Regions from separate parts of the Homo sapiens genome. Here region 1 is linked to region 2. The links are chromatin contacts, found by Hi-C or POLR2A ChIA-PET in ENCODE. All regions are on one chromosome and are shown on one strand. Each heading gives the region's core, a stretch centred on a gene start or an enhancer-like site at or near the end of the contact. The rest is flanking DNA. Distances are from core to core; before and after follow the strand shown.

What was found. Hi-C counts contacts between places; a loop is a spot of excess contacts on that map. ChIA-PET counts read pairs that join two places held with the same protein, here RNA polymerase II (POLR2A). Pooled maps may share reads with other maps.
Region 1: a map of mammary epithelial cell shows a loop between it and region 2 (8-fold over the local background). The contact joins the enhancer-like site here to the promoter of FGFRL1 in region 2. A Hi-C loop is called at or near these places in 6 of 168 maps with a recorded cell type or tissue (CD4-positive, alpha-beta T cell, MCF 10A, aorta and 2 more) and 15 of 50 pooled maps. POLR2A ChIA-PET finds 5 or more read pairs at or near these places in 2 of 52 experiments (MCF 10A and activated naive CD8-positive, alpha-beta T cell).

The regions. Positions count from the first base shown.
Region 1 is chr4:1,079,223-1,086,007 of GRCh38, forward strand. It overlaps RNF212 (ring finger protein 212), which reads right to left. Exons shown (of 10, transcript NM_001131034.4): 5 at 6,674-6,732; 6 at 2,345-2,397; 7 at 2,197-2,245; 8 at 421-466. Among named protein-coding and RNA genes, the nearest start is that of RNF212, 31 kb to the right of the region's middle. Within about 2 kb of position 3,234, at least 7 of the 41 ENCODE cell types and tissues checked have a DNase peak (open chromatin) inside an H3K27ac peak, as active enhancers do; they include mammary epithelial cell, where a contact is called at or near this core.
Region 2 is chr4:1,007,925-1,012,875 of GRCh38, forward strand. It overlaps FGFRL1 (fibroblast growth factor receptor like 1), which reads left to right and starts at 3,702. Exons shown (of 7, transcript NM_001004356.3): 1 at 3,702-4,030; 2 at 4,546-4,640. The coding sequence starts at 4,562. RefSeq lists silencers at 1,525-1,634, 1,885-1,984, 2,275-2,344, 3,175-3,694, 4,374-4,443 and an enhancer at 2,025-2,657.

The DNA of each region.
Region 1 (6,785 bases), core at 1,984-4,483, 71 kb after region 2:
ACCAACATGGGACCAACACAGGGTCAACACAGGACCAACATGGGACCAACACAGGGTCAACACAAGACCAACATGGGACCAACATAGATTCAACACAGGACCAACATGGGACCTGTACGGGAACAACACAGGAACAACACAGAACCTGCATGGGACCCTGCCAACACCTCGTCCGCATTTGCTTTTGTTTCTCCAGATGCAACTGCAGTCCTGGCCATTCAGGCAGAACAGGAGCGTTCTCATGACCCAGCTTATAGCCACAGCCCACCCCTCTCACCCACGGGACCAGCACACGAAGCAGCAGCACTGTGCAAAGTCTGTCTACTGTTGCACGAGAGGTTACGTTTTTCACTACTGAGGAAAATGGGAAATGCCACACGTCTGGTATACAGAGGAACTCAGCAGGAGAGATGCACTTACTTTTCTAATCGGAGAAGGAGAGAGATCAACTTCCATCGACTCCAGTCTGTTAAACACATAGTGAAAGGCTTTGAGTGAGCCCAGGACTTACCTCTAACAACGTCAGTTGAAATACACACATGACGAGATGATGTGTAAATGTCTAAATCTTCCTCTAGCTTCATGCTGCGGCCAGAGTTTAGCCACTTAGGCATCTGATCACTGCCATTTTCCTCCCTCTTTAGGGCCACCCGCCGTCTGTACTGGGATGTAGCCTCTCCAGGACAGAGGCCGCTGGCCGGCCCGCCCTGGTTGGGCTCTCCCTGGCATTCCTCTCTTGCACCTCTGCACACTCAGCTTCTCCCTCCAGACAACCCCTTCTCTTCTCTCTGCCAACACCTGCCTGGAGCCTGCTGGACTAGGACGTTCTGAGAGTGGGATCCCGAATTGACTTCTGTGATCACTCACTGCCTGGCCACACATACCACACCGTGCACGCTCGGTACGCACTAGTTCCTTCATTTGCCAAAGGCAGACAGGAAAACATCATAGGATTCATTTTGCGTTGGCCCCCTCCTAGCCCTGCCATCCTTATGGCTCGTGATCTCTGCGGAAAGAGGCTCACTCTTTTCCAACAGCTCCAGCAAGAGTCCCAGGGGTGACTCCAATTAGTCCAGCCTGGCTGGAGTGAATTCTAATTTTAGGTGGCCTCAGCACTCATTTTGAAGACAGGTTTAACTTTCTCATACCAGAGGCAGGGCTCAGTCACCTTCAACAGTTTCCAGTTCTCCACCCGCTCCCAGTGTCTCAGAGTGGTCCATCCGGACACTTGCCTCCCAGTGGCCACCTCCCTGTGGGAGGGTGGACAAAACCCACTTGGCTGGCCCCGCTGACCCCTCACCCTTCATTGACCGTACAGATGTACCACAGTGATGCCCTCAGTCACAGCGGGACCCCGTGGAGCTTGTGCCTGCCTGCTCTAAACCCACCAATTAAAACTCCTCACGGGAAACCTGCCTGGATGACGCCCTGAGCCCCAATAAAGGTGCTGGCCCACGAGACCCCTCTCTGCCTGAGCCTTCTTTCCTGCCTCTTGCTACCTGTGGACAGAGCACTGTCCTCCCCACAGGCGCCCTCCCTGTCCAGGACCTGTAAGTAATAAATCTGAATGTGTTTCCTATCACAGGGGTGGACTGAATTTGTGCCTTCCATCTGAAGAGCTAGGAGCTACCCCAGGCCGGGTTTTCTCTGGGATGCTGGAGGGAACATGAGGTTGGGCTCCCTGTGCCAGAGTGATGGCCAGGCAGGCATAGCCTGGAGATGGGGCAGACACAAGCCACAGGACATGTGCCAGTATGAACGTTTCCTGTGTGAGGGACCCCCAGCCATGGGTTGGGTAATGGGTTCAGGCCATCCCCCAGGTGAAAGAAGGATTCCATATAAGGCACACCAGGTCAGCCCCTTAATTTCCTGTTAGGGCAGGGCTGTCAGCTGCCGGGCACTGGAACGCCAGTTGAGCGGGGGGCACGCAGAACACTGGGTCACATGATCATTCCCAAACCAATCACTGTCGCTGCAGGATGGAGTGCTCTGATTGGCCACCTGGATCACACACTTAGTTTGGGACCTGAGCCTCGCAGGGAGATGAAATAAGTACCAAAATGAGTTCATGTCCAGTCAACTGTATGGATTAGCAAAATCTGGGGGCTTGGAGAGGGGGTGGGGTTGGGATGGGAAGGCAGGTGCAGAATCGGAAAGACCTGCAGGTCCTGTGATTTCTGCAAGCAACCCACACACCTGTCGGGGGCTGATGAGTGAGGTGGCAGCAGGCATCCGTGTGGTTTTGCTGGAAGAGTGATGACGAAAATGCCAGCGTCAGTGCACACAGTGTGACTCAGCAACATGCATCTCTATTTTGTTCTCTTTCTGGCATGATTTTACTTACTTGAAACTGAACTTTTTATTGTGCTGAAAGCTGTTTGTTGTGATGATCTCATACTAAATAGATGGAGAAAAGGTATTGAATTAAATCATAAAAACTGACTTCCCCCCAGGTCATCCCAACTGAAAGTGTAAGAAGGCTCTGAATCAGTGAAATGTTCTTACTGGGTTTGCAAACGGCATTTCACATGAATTCAGCAGTTCCCATAGCGTCCTGTGAGTCGCACGGCCCTGCTCCTCCCTAGCGCTGAAGCCAAGTGAACTCAACACCCCACTGCCATTTACATCACTGGCTCTTACAACTGCAACTGTCACTCAGCACATGGCCACTGCGGGTGTTAAAGGTGTGAAATTAAGACCTGACAACAGGAGCCACTAACGCACCAGCTTTGAAAGGCCACTAAGAGGCCAGCCATGGTGCCTCATGTCCATCATCCCAACACTTTGGGAGGCAGGGGCGGGAGGATTGGTTGAGCCCAGGAGTTGGAGGCTACAGTGAGCTGTGATTGTACTACTGTACTACTGCACTCCTGCTTGGGTGACAGAGCAAGAACTCATCTCAAAAAAGGAAAAGGAAGGGGAAAGGGAAAGGAAAGAAAAGAGAAAAGAAAGAAAAACAGGCCAGCAAGAGAAATATGGACAAGTTACTTGGTCACGTTTTCCAGTCTAGCAACCCTGGACTGATCTCCACGATGGCCAGTAGCAGAGACCACCTGCTGTGCCCTGTGACTCCCGGCCACAGAAGGCTGCTGCACCTGGGTCCTCTCTGCCTCACAGGGCCTGGTGGACATGCTGAGATGCACACGTAAGACTGGGGGAGCGTGTCTGTTTCTGTGGACACACTGAGGTGCATGACTGCACATGAGGGGTGGGGCTGTCTCCTGGCACCGAGTGCCCGTCTATGCTGGCTGGGTTTTGAGATACGAACAGTCTGCCCTCAGCAGTTTCAGTTTGGGACCAAGCCAGCTAGGAATAGGCAGTTGCACAACAGCTCAACCACTGGGGCCTCCGCTCTGAGTCACCTCCTAGAGCCTGCCCTGGCACTGCCCCTCAACATCCTCACCCAGAGTCACTTATCCTGACAGCCTGTGTCCCGGCCCGACATACAAGTTCACTTTCTGCCTCCTCTTCCCCACACAGAAGCTCCCAGAGGACGGGCACTGGGCGTGTTTGGCTTACTCCGAATTGCCAGCCCCCAGAACAGTGCTGAGAATGCACCTGGTGCTCAGTAAACACTGGCTGCTGCGTGGCTGACTGTGGTGGGCGGAAGTACCTGAGCCTTCTGCGTCTGGCAGGGCCGTGGCCTGGCTCCTCTGAAGGGCACTTGCTCCTGATTCCAGACAACTCTAAAATGCACTGTTTCGTGGGAGCAAGAGGATGATGACAAAAACAACAATGACAACAAAAGTGGGTGGCACGAACGCCACCACAGTGAGGCCGGGCAAGACGGGGTCGGGGGCGCAGCGGTCTGGGGCGGGTCAGCTGGGCTGGCAGAGCACATGGGAATCCTCTCTGGAGGAAAATGCAGGCGATACCAGGTATGTAGAGAGTGGGATTGGCCTGTGCAACCTCACCAGAGATCAGCAGAAATATACCTCCCTCCAGCGAGAGTGGAAGAAAAGAAGGCAGATTTGGATTCCTGAGGATATCAGGTAAGGAAAATAAAAAGGCTGCCTGTGAAATGACTACATAAAAGACGAAGATGCAACAATGAGCAAGGACTATTTTCCAAATGGTGAAATGAGCAGGAATGTTCTCAAAATGTTAACTGTAATGGACAGAACAAAAACTCAATGGGGGCCGGGTGTGGTGGCTCACACCTGTAATCCCAGCACTTCGGGAGGCTGAGGTGGGCGGATCACCTGAGGTCAGGAGTTCGAAACCAGCCTGGTCAACATGGTGAAGCCCCGTCTCTACTAAAAATACAAAAATCAGCCAGGCGTGGTGGGGCTGTAATCCCAGCTACTCAGGAGGCTGAGGCAAGACAATCGCTTGAACCCGGCAGGCGGAGGTTGAGGTGAGCTGAGATCGTGCCACTGTACTCCAGCCTGGGTGACAGAGTGAGACTCTGTCTCAAAAACAAACAAACAAACAAACAAACAAACAAACAAACTCAGTGGGGTTCACTGGCTTAACCTGAAAATCAGGGAGCTGGAAGAAGCAACCCAGCATGTGACCAGGTGGCCTAAGACGACGGAGATCACAGCAGAGGCTGACGTCGAGGGTGGGGAGCTGCAGGTTGTGGCTGGGGATGCAGAGGGTACTACTTGAAAAGATAATGGGCAGGAATTTTACAGAACTGATGCAAAACACGAATCCACAGAATGAAAGAAAATTATACACCAACAAGGAAAAAAATGAAAGTAATTCCACATTTTGTGCATTTTTTTTTTTTTTTTTTGAGAGACGGAGTTTTGCTCTTGTTACCCAGGCTGGAGTGCAATGGCATGATCTTGGCTCACCGCAACCTCTGCCTCCCAAGTTCAAGAGATTCTCCTGCCTCAGCCTCCTGAATAGCTGGGATTACAGGTGTGCACCAACACATCTGGCTAATTGTGTTTTGTTTTTAGTAGAGATGAGGTTTCTCCATGCTGGTCAGGTTGGTCTCAAACTCCCGACCTCAGGTAATCTGCCCACCTTGGCCTCCCAAAGTGCTGGGATTACAGGCGTGAGCCACTGCGCCTGGCCCCTTTGATGCATTTTAAGTATCTGCCTTTCCTCTTGTGATGCTTTAAAGGAGGAATTTGCAAATGTTTCTGCAAAGGGCTAGCTAGTAAATGTAGGAGGCTTTGCTGTCCACATAAGGTCTCCGTTGCAATGCGTTTACAATCTTCTAGAAATGTAAAAGCCATGGTCAGCTTGGCAGCTACATGAAAATACATTGTGGCCGGGTGCAGTGGCTCACATCGGTCATTGCAGCACTTTGGGACGCTGAGGTGGGAGGATCACTTGAGCTCAGGAGTCCAAGACTAGCCTGGGTAACATAGTGAGACCCCATCTCCACACAAAATAAAAAAATTAGCTGTGTGTGGTGGTGCGTGCCTGTGGTCCCAGCTACTTGGCAGGCAGAGGCAGCAGAATCACCTGAGCCTTGGGAGGTTGAGGCGTGAGCTGAGATCACGCCACTGCACTCCAGCCTGGGTGACAGAGGAAGACCCTGTCTCAAAAAAAAAAAAAAAAAAAAAAAAGCGAAGGAAAGGAAGGAGAAGAGAATACACTGCAGGCTGGATTTGGCCTGGAGTTTGCTTGCTGATGCCTGGAACACACCCTTCACAACACAAGCCCATGGCAACTCTTAGAACCCAAAATAACGACAGGGGAAAGAATCCCTTTTCACCAGAGGCAATCAGAACCTCGTGTCAGGAGCAAGGCCACCAGCCAGTGTGACTGGCGTCACCAGCTTCCCACAGGCCCCACGGCCCCAGTGAGGCCATGCCATGCTCAGCTGCCTGACACAGCAGGGAGGTGGGCACCTGCACACACGCTGGAGGCTCACCCACCCCTACACACACAGCCAATGGGAGGCAGACAGGGCTCCTGACTCCTCGACCTCCATGTTAGTAGCAGCCAGCAAACGGGGGCTTGTGACTATTCAACGCGTCTCGTAGAATCTAAGGCATTGCTGAGCGTAATATGTGCCACATCTGTGTATGACTGTGGTAACTGAACTCTGGCCTGTTATTGATTCCAAATTCCAGAAATGGAATGCAGTAAAACTGTATTCAGAACAGATGCAATACGGCAAAAGCACGGATGAGCTAAAATGTACAAGAAAGGAGGGTTTCAAATGGCTAGATTTTCCAGATATTGAAATGTAATGCTTTAAGTCCCCATTTTGGTTAATCCTAGCAACTCTGGATGTTTCTTCCTAAGATGCAACACCCATTCACAGCAGTGCCTTTATACACAGAACATGCCACATATATGTACCTTTCGCAAACGGCTACGACTCCTGGCAGAAAGCAGGCAGCCAGGCTGCAGGTGGAGTCCCGCAGTCCCTGGCTGCAGGGCCACCCCACCTGTGCTGGGTCACTCTGAGAGGCCGGGGGCACCTGCTGCTCTCCCAGGCCCCTCCCACTGCCTCAGCAATCACTGGGGCACCTGCCCCAAGGGGAAACCATTCATCTCTTTTTCACTTTTTCTTTTTTGTCTCCCTTCTTCCCTTCGGTTTTCCCACAGCATTTTTGCTCTGATGAAAGTTTCTGGTAAATGAACGAGCTCTTCCCTCTGCATCTGCAGTCATCTTTCATTCTTGATCTTGGAGAGCCAGACGACCAATGCACATGGCAGTGGGTGCCTCGACTGCGCACTCACGGGGGGTGGGGCGCCTTACCTTTGTAGTTGTTCTATCTGCAGCACTGACTTCCTAAGGGATTCTTCCAACCTAGAAATCTAAACATAATTACACAACCTCTTGTTATCAGACAGGCTATGCTGAGTGACAT
Region 2 (4,951 bases), core at 2,452-4,951:
TACTACAACCTCCACCTCCCGGATTCAAGTGATTCTCCTGCCTCAGCCTTCTGAGTAACTGGGGCTACAGGTTGCCTGCCACCACGCCTGGCTAGTTTTTTTATTTTTAGTAGAGATGGGGTTTCACCATGTTGTCCAGGCTGGTTGTGAACTTCTGGTCTGAAGTGATTCGCCCTCCTCGGCCTCCCAGAGTGCTGGGATTACAGGCGTGAGCCACTGTGCCCGGCCCCAGGTCAATTTTGATTGATTTTTCCCATCTCTCCATATGGGTCATAATGTCCTGCCTCTTTTCATGCCTGTTTTTTTGTTTTTTGTTTTTCCCGGATATTCAATATTTTGTATTCTACCTTGTTTGGTGCTGGATATTTTTGTAAACCTATACATATCTTTGCATTTGTTTCTCGAATGTGATCAAGTTACTTGGAAACTGTGTGGTCCTTTTTTTTCAGGCAGGGTCTCACTGTGTCGCACGGGCTGGAGTGTAGTGGTGTGATCTTGGCTCTCTGCAGTCTCGGCCCCCTGGGCTCAAGTGATTCTCCCACCTCAGCCTCCCCAATAGCTGGGGCCACAGGCACGCATCACCACATTGGCGACTTTTTGGATTTTTGTAGAGATGGGGTTTCACCGTGTTGCTCAGGCTAGTCTCGACCTCCTGGGCTCAACTGGTCTGCCTGCCTTGGCTTCCCAAAGTTCTGGGATTACAGGTGTGAGCCCCCACATCTGGCTCTGGGTCTTCTTATTCAGTGGTGTTTGGTGGGACCTGAACTGTATTTAGTCTCGTGTTGATGCTTCCCTACTACGGGGTGAGAACTTCTTCCTGCTCTAACGATGCTTCCCCACTCTGGCTGCTGAGCACAGGCACTATTCCCAGCCCTGCATGGGCTCTGATCCTGGGTGGGTCTTTCCCTGGCCTTGAGTGTTTTCTTCACGCTCCTGCACTGATCTGTGCTTAGCTGAAGCCTCCAGGCAGACCCTCTGTGGGTGTCTGGGCTTCTCGGTGCAGCCCCCTCCTCTCCAGCACTCTGGAGCACCTGTGAACTCCAGCCCCTGCCTGGCCACCTCTGTCTTCCCAGTTGAGGGAGACGCCGGTGGCTGCCTGGGTTTTCTCTGCACCGGCCTGGGCAGTGGGCGGGACTGTCCTCGCTGCCGGGTCGCTTCCCCTCTCTCCAGCACCACGGTCCTCGGTTTCGTGAGCCCAGTGCCTTACGTGCTGTTTTCACACCTATTTTTTTGGTTGCTGCAGCTGAGAGTGTGTAAGTCACTGTTACTGCATCTCCATTCTCTGCCAAGCCTCCTCCACCCGCCTGTCCTTGTCAGTCCCTACACCTGCTGTTCCTGAGATGCCGCCTCTGTGAGGCCTGCCCGGCTCTCCCCCAGTCCTGCCTCTTCTGCCCCGGGGCAGGTGCTGTCGCGGGCAAGCGAGGATCCGTGCTAGCGAACCTGCGCGCCTGGGGCTCACCGGGGCTGGGTAGGTGGCTACAAGAACCTGTCTTCCCGCGGTCACCCCATGGGGTTGGCTGAGGATGGGGCCTGAGACCCCGAGGGTGGCTGACCGCCCCGTTTCAGTTTTAAGGGGCAGGACGTGCTTGCGCCGGCCCCTCGGCTCCGCGCTGCCTGACCCGAAGGGCCGTGGGAGCGGGGAGGGCCCAGTCCCTGTTCCGGGGGTGGGCGAGGGGCGGGGGGCTGCCTGAGGACGGGGCCTGGGCCGGCCGCGGGCTGGGACGTGGCGGGCGGGGCGGGGCGGGGCGGGGCGGGGCGGGGCGAGGAGACGAGGAAAAACGCCTCGGGAGCTGCCGCGCCGGCGCCGCCGCCACCGCCAGAGGGCAGCGCGTGCCGGCGCGGGAGGCCCGGGCCCCGCCCCCGCCCGGCCAGGCCCCGCCCCCTCCCCGTCCCCGCCCCTGTCCGCCTCGGGCCCCGCCCCGTCTGCCGCTCCGCCCCTGGCCCCGCCCCCCGTCCCGGCCCCGCCCGCCAGGGGCCGCGACGCTGCCCGTGCCCCTCCCACTGCCCGCTCATTCGGGGGCCGGCACCTGCCGGCCTGTCCGCTCCCTGCTTATACTTTGCACGCTCGCAGCCACGTTTCCGCACACCTGTCCCCTTTCCACGCACCTGTGTCCGGCAGCCCGCACATCTGTGGGAGCGCTGCCTCCTCGCCAGCTGTCCGGGAAGTTCAGCGCCGCTCTCCCACGGGCGTGAGACCGCCCCACCCACCTGTCCGTGACTGCAGCTCCGGCCGGGAGGGCGGCAGGTGGGCCCCGGCGCTGCTGGCTCCTTGTGGGACAGGGCCGCGGCGGCGGCGCAGGACGTTCTCCCGCCGGGAGGACCACGCGGCGGTCCCTGGACCCTTCCCCGGGTGCACAGCGGCGGCTGCGCCAGCGGGGGCAGGATGGGCCGTCCGAGCGCACCTCCATCCGCCCTCGCGACGCCCACGCTGGCCCAGACGCGGGATTTGGGGTGGAGGACGCTGGGCTGGGAACCAGCACCTTGGGACGGCCGGGTAGTTCGGGCCTTGAGGAGTCCCACACCCTGACAGCTGGCGCCCCCCACGCCCCGCCTAGCTCTCCTCGGCCTGGGGACACCGGCTGCCAGGCCTCTCCAGTTTCAGCCTTTCCTGGGAGGACTTCCTGGAAGAGGGGGCTTCAGGCCCCAGAAAGAGAGGCTGCTCTGGGGGATGGAGGAGGTGCTGGGATGGTGACTCCGCGGAGTCGAGGGTGTGAGGCGGGATGTGGGCAGGCCGTGAGGTTTGTGTTGCAAGACTGGGAGGCAGGATGAGGGGAGGCCATGGGGCGGCTGGAGGTGCGGCCTGGGAGCCCTGCGTGCTGGGCCCTGGGCAGGGACGGCAGGCGAGGCGTGTGGAGGAAGAGCCGCGAAGAGCTGGGCGCTGTCTTCTCCACGCCTCCGTTTCTTCATCTGCTCCTGGGGCCGCCTGCCCGGTAGCGGAGATTGAATCGCATGTTGACGTCTATTACGATGATTAATGTTCTTGTCATTCCCGTCACTAGCAGGTGAGAGGCTGGGAGGCCTCAGGTGGGAACATACCTTTGGCCAAAGGCACCAGGTAACCCGAACGCCCCGGGGAGGACCCCTGCCTGCATCGCCGCGGCCGTCCCCCCCTACCCCGTCCCCAGCAGCTCCGGCTGGGCGAGGCCCTGCTTCTCCCTTCTGCTCCCGAAGACCCCCCGGGGCGCAGACCTGGAAGCCTCGAAGCTCCCGCGGCCGTCCAGTCCGCCCCCTTCTGAGCAACCAGAGAGCGGTCTGGGCCCGGCCCGGGGCTGCGCAGAGGTCAGACTGCCGCGGGCAGGGCCGGAGCCTGCTCTGGGGGTCGCGGAGGTGTCTCGAGAGTTGAGGACCCGACCCGGGCGCGCGCGGGCGCAGGTATGGGGAGGGCGCGGCGGCTCCTGGCCGGTCCTAGGAGCCTGCGGGGACCAAGGGCGCGCGGGCGGGGCCGGGGGCGCGGCGAGGCTCGGGTTGGGGCGGGGCGGGGGCGGGGGCGGGGCCGGACCCGGGGAAGCCGCCCGCCCGCGGGGACGTCCGCACCGCGAGGGTTAAGGCCGGGAGCCCGGCGGGGCGGGGGCGGTGTGCGCGCGCGGATTGGGGAAAAGTTTGGCGGCGGGGCGGGGCACGGGGGAGGGCTGACGCGCGCGGATTGGCCGGAAGTTGTGCCGGGGGCGGGTCGGGGGTCCGGGCTCGGCGCTCGCTCCGGGAGAGTTGACAAAGCCCCGCAGGGAAGGACGCCTCGCGGCGCGGCGCCCCGGGCCCCTCGCCCCGCCGCCCCGGGATCCCGGCCCCGGCCCCCGGCCCCGCGGACTCGCCCCCGCCGCCTGCCCGGTCCGGGACCCCGCGCCCCGAGCGCCCGAGCCCGGACCCCGACCCGGCCCGAGCCGCCCGCGCCCAGGTAGCGCCGCCCCGCCCCGAGACCGGGCCCGGGGGCGCGGGGCGGCGGGATGCGGCGCCCGGGGCGGCGATGACCGCGGAGCGCACGCCGCGGGCCCGGCCCTGACCCCGCCGCCCGCCCGCTGAGCCCCCCGCCGAGGTGAGCCCCCCGCGCGCGCGGCCGCGACCCCAGGTGGGCACACGGGGGAGGGCGGGGGTCCGGGGCGGGGGCGGGGAGGGGCGGGTTCGGGGCCCCAGCTGGGCACGGGTCATGCGCGCCGCCGCCGCTCCTGCGGGCCCCCGGCCTGCCCCGCCCCCGCCCCCGCGCCCCACGTGGGCCCCCCCCAGCGCAAATTTGTCCGCTAATGGCGCAGGCGATTATCTGCGGGGCGCTGAGTGTTGTGTGTCCTGCGGGCAGGGCCGGAGTTACAAGCGCCAGGAATCCAGACGGTGTTTGGAGAGGGGGGGCGGCGGGGGAGCCCGGTAATTAGTGTAAACCCTTTGTCTGCCTTTGATACCCACAGCTTCTCCCCGCTGCGGCTTCCTCCGCCTGGAGCGCGGGCGGGGAGGGCCTGTGGGGAGGGCGGCCAGACCCCTGATCCCCGCGGCCCGGGACCGGGGAGGGCGGTATCTCCCAGTTCCACGTGTTAGTGACGGCGCCCCCAATGTCCCCAGGTCCGGACAGGCCGAGATGACGCCGAGCCCCCTGTTGCTGCTCCTGCTGCCGCCGCTGCTGCTGGGGGCCTTCCCGCCGGCCGCCGCCGCCCGAGGTGAGTTCTGGCGCCCAGCCCGGCCAGCCTGGCCTCCGCCAGCGCCGCCCCCTTCCCGCCCGGCCCTGAACCCTGCCACAGTGCCCGCCTGGCACGCGCCATGCCCCGCCCCTGCCGCCCCGCTCGCCAGGCCCCCTTCCTTCCAGGGCCCCCTCACCCATGGGCTGTCCACAGCACCCACCGGGGCTCCCCTAGCTGGCTGGAGGGGTTCCCCTCATGCGTGCTTGCTGGCCAGGTGGGCTTTAGTCCTGGCTCCCCAGGACATGCTCCTGGTCTTGCAAACACTTTCATACTCGTACCTGCAGTCCAGG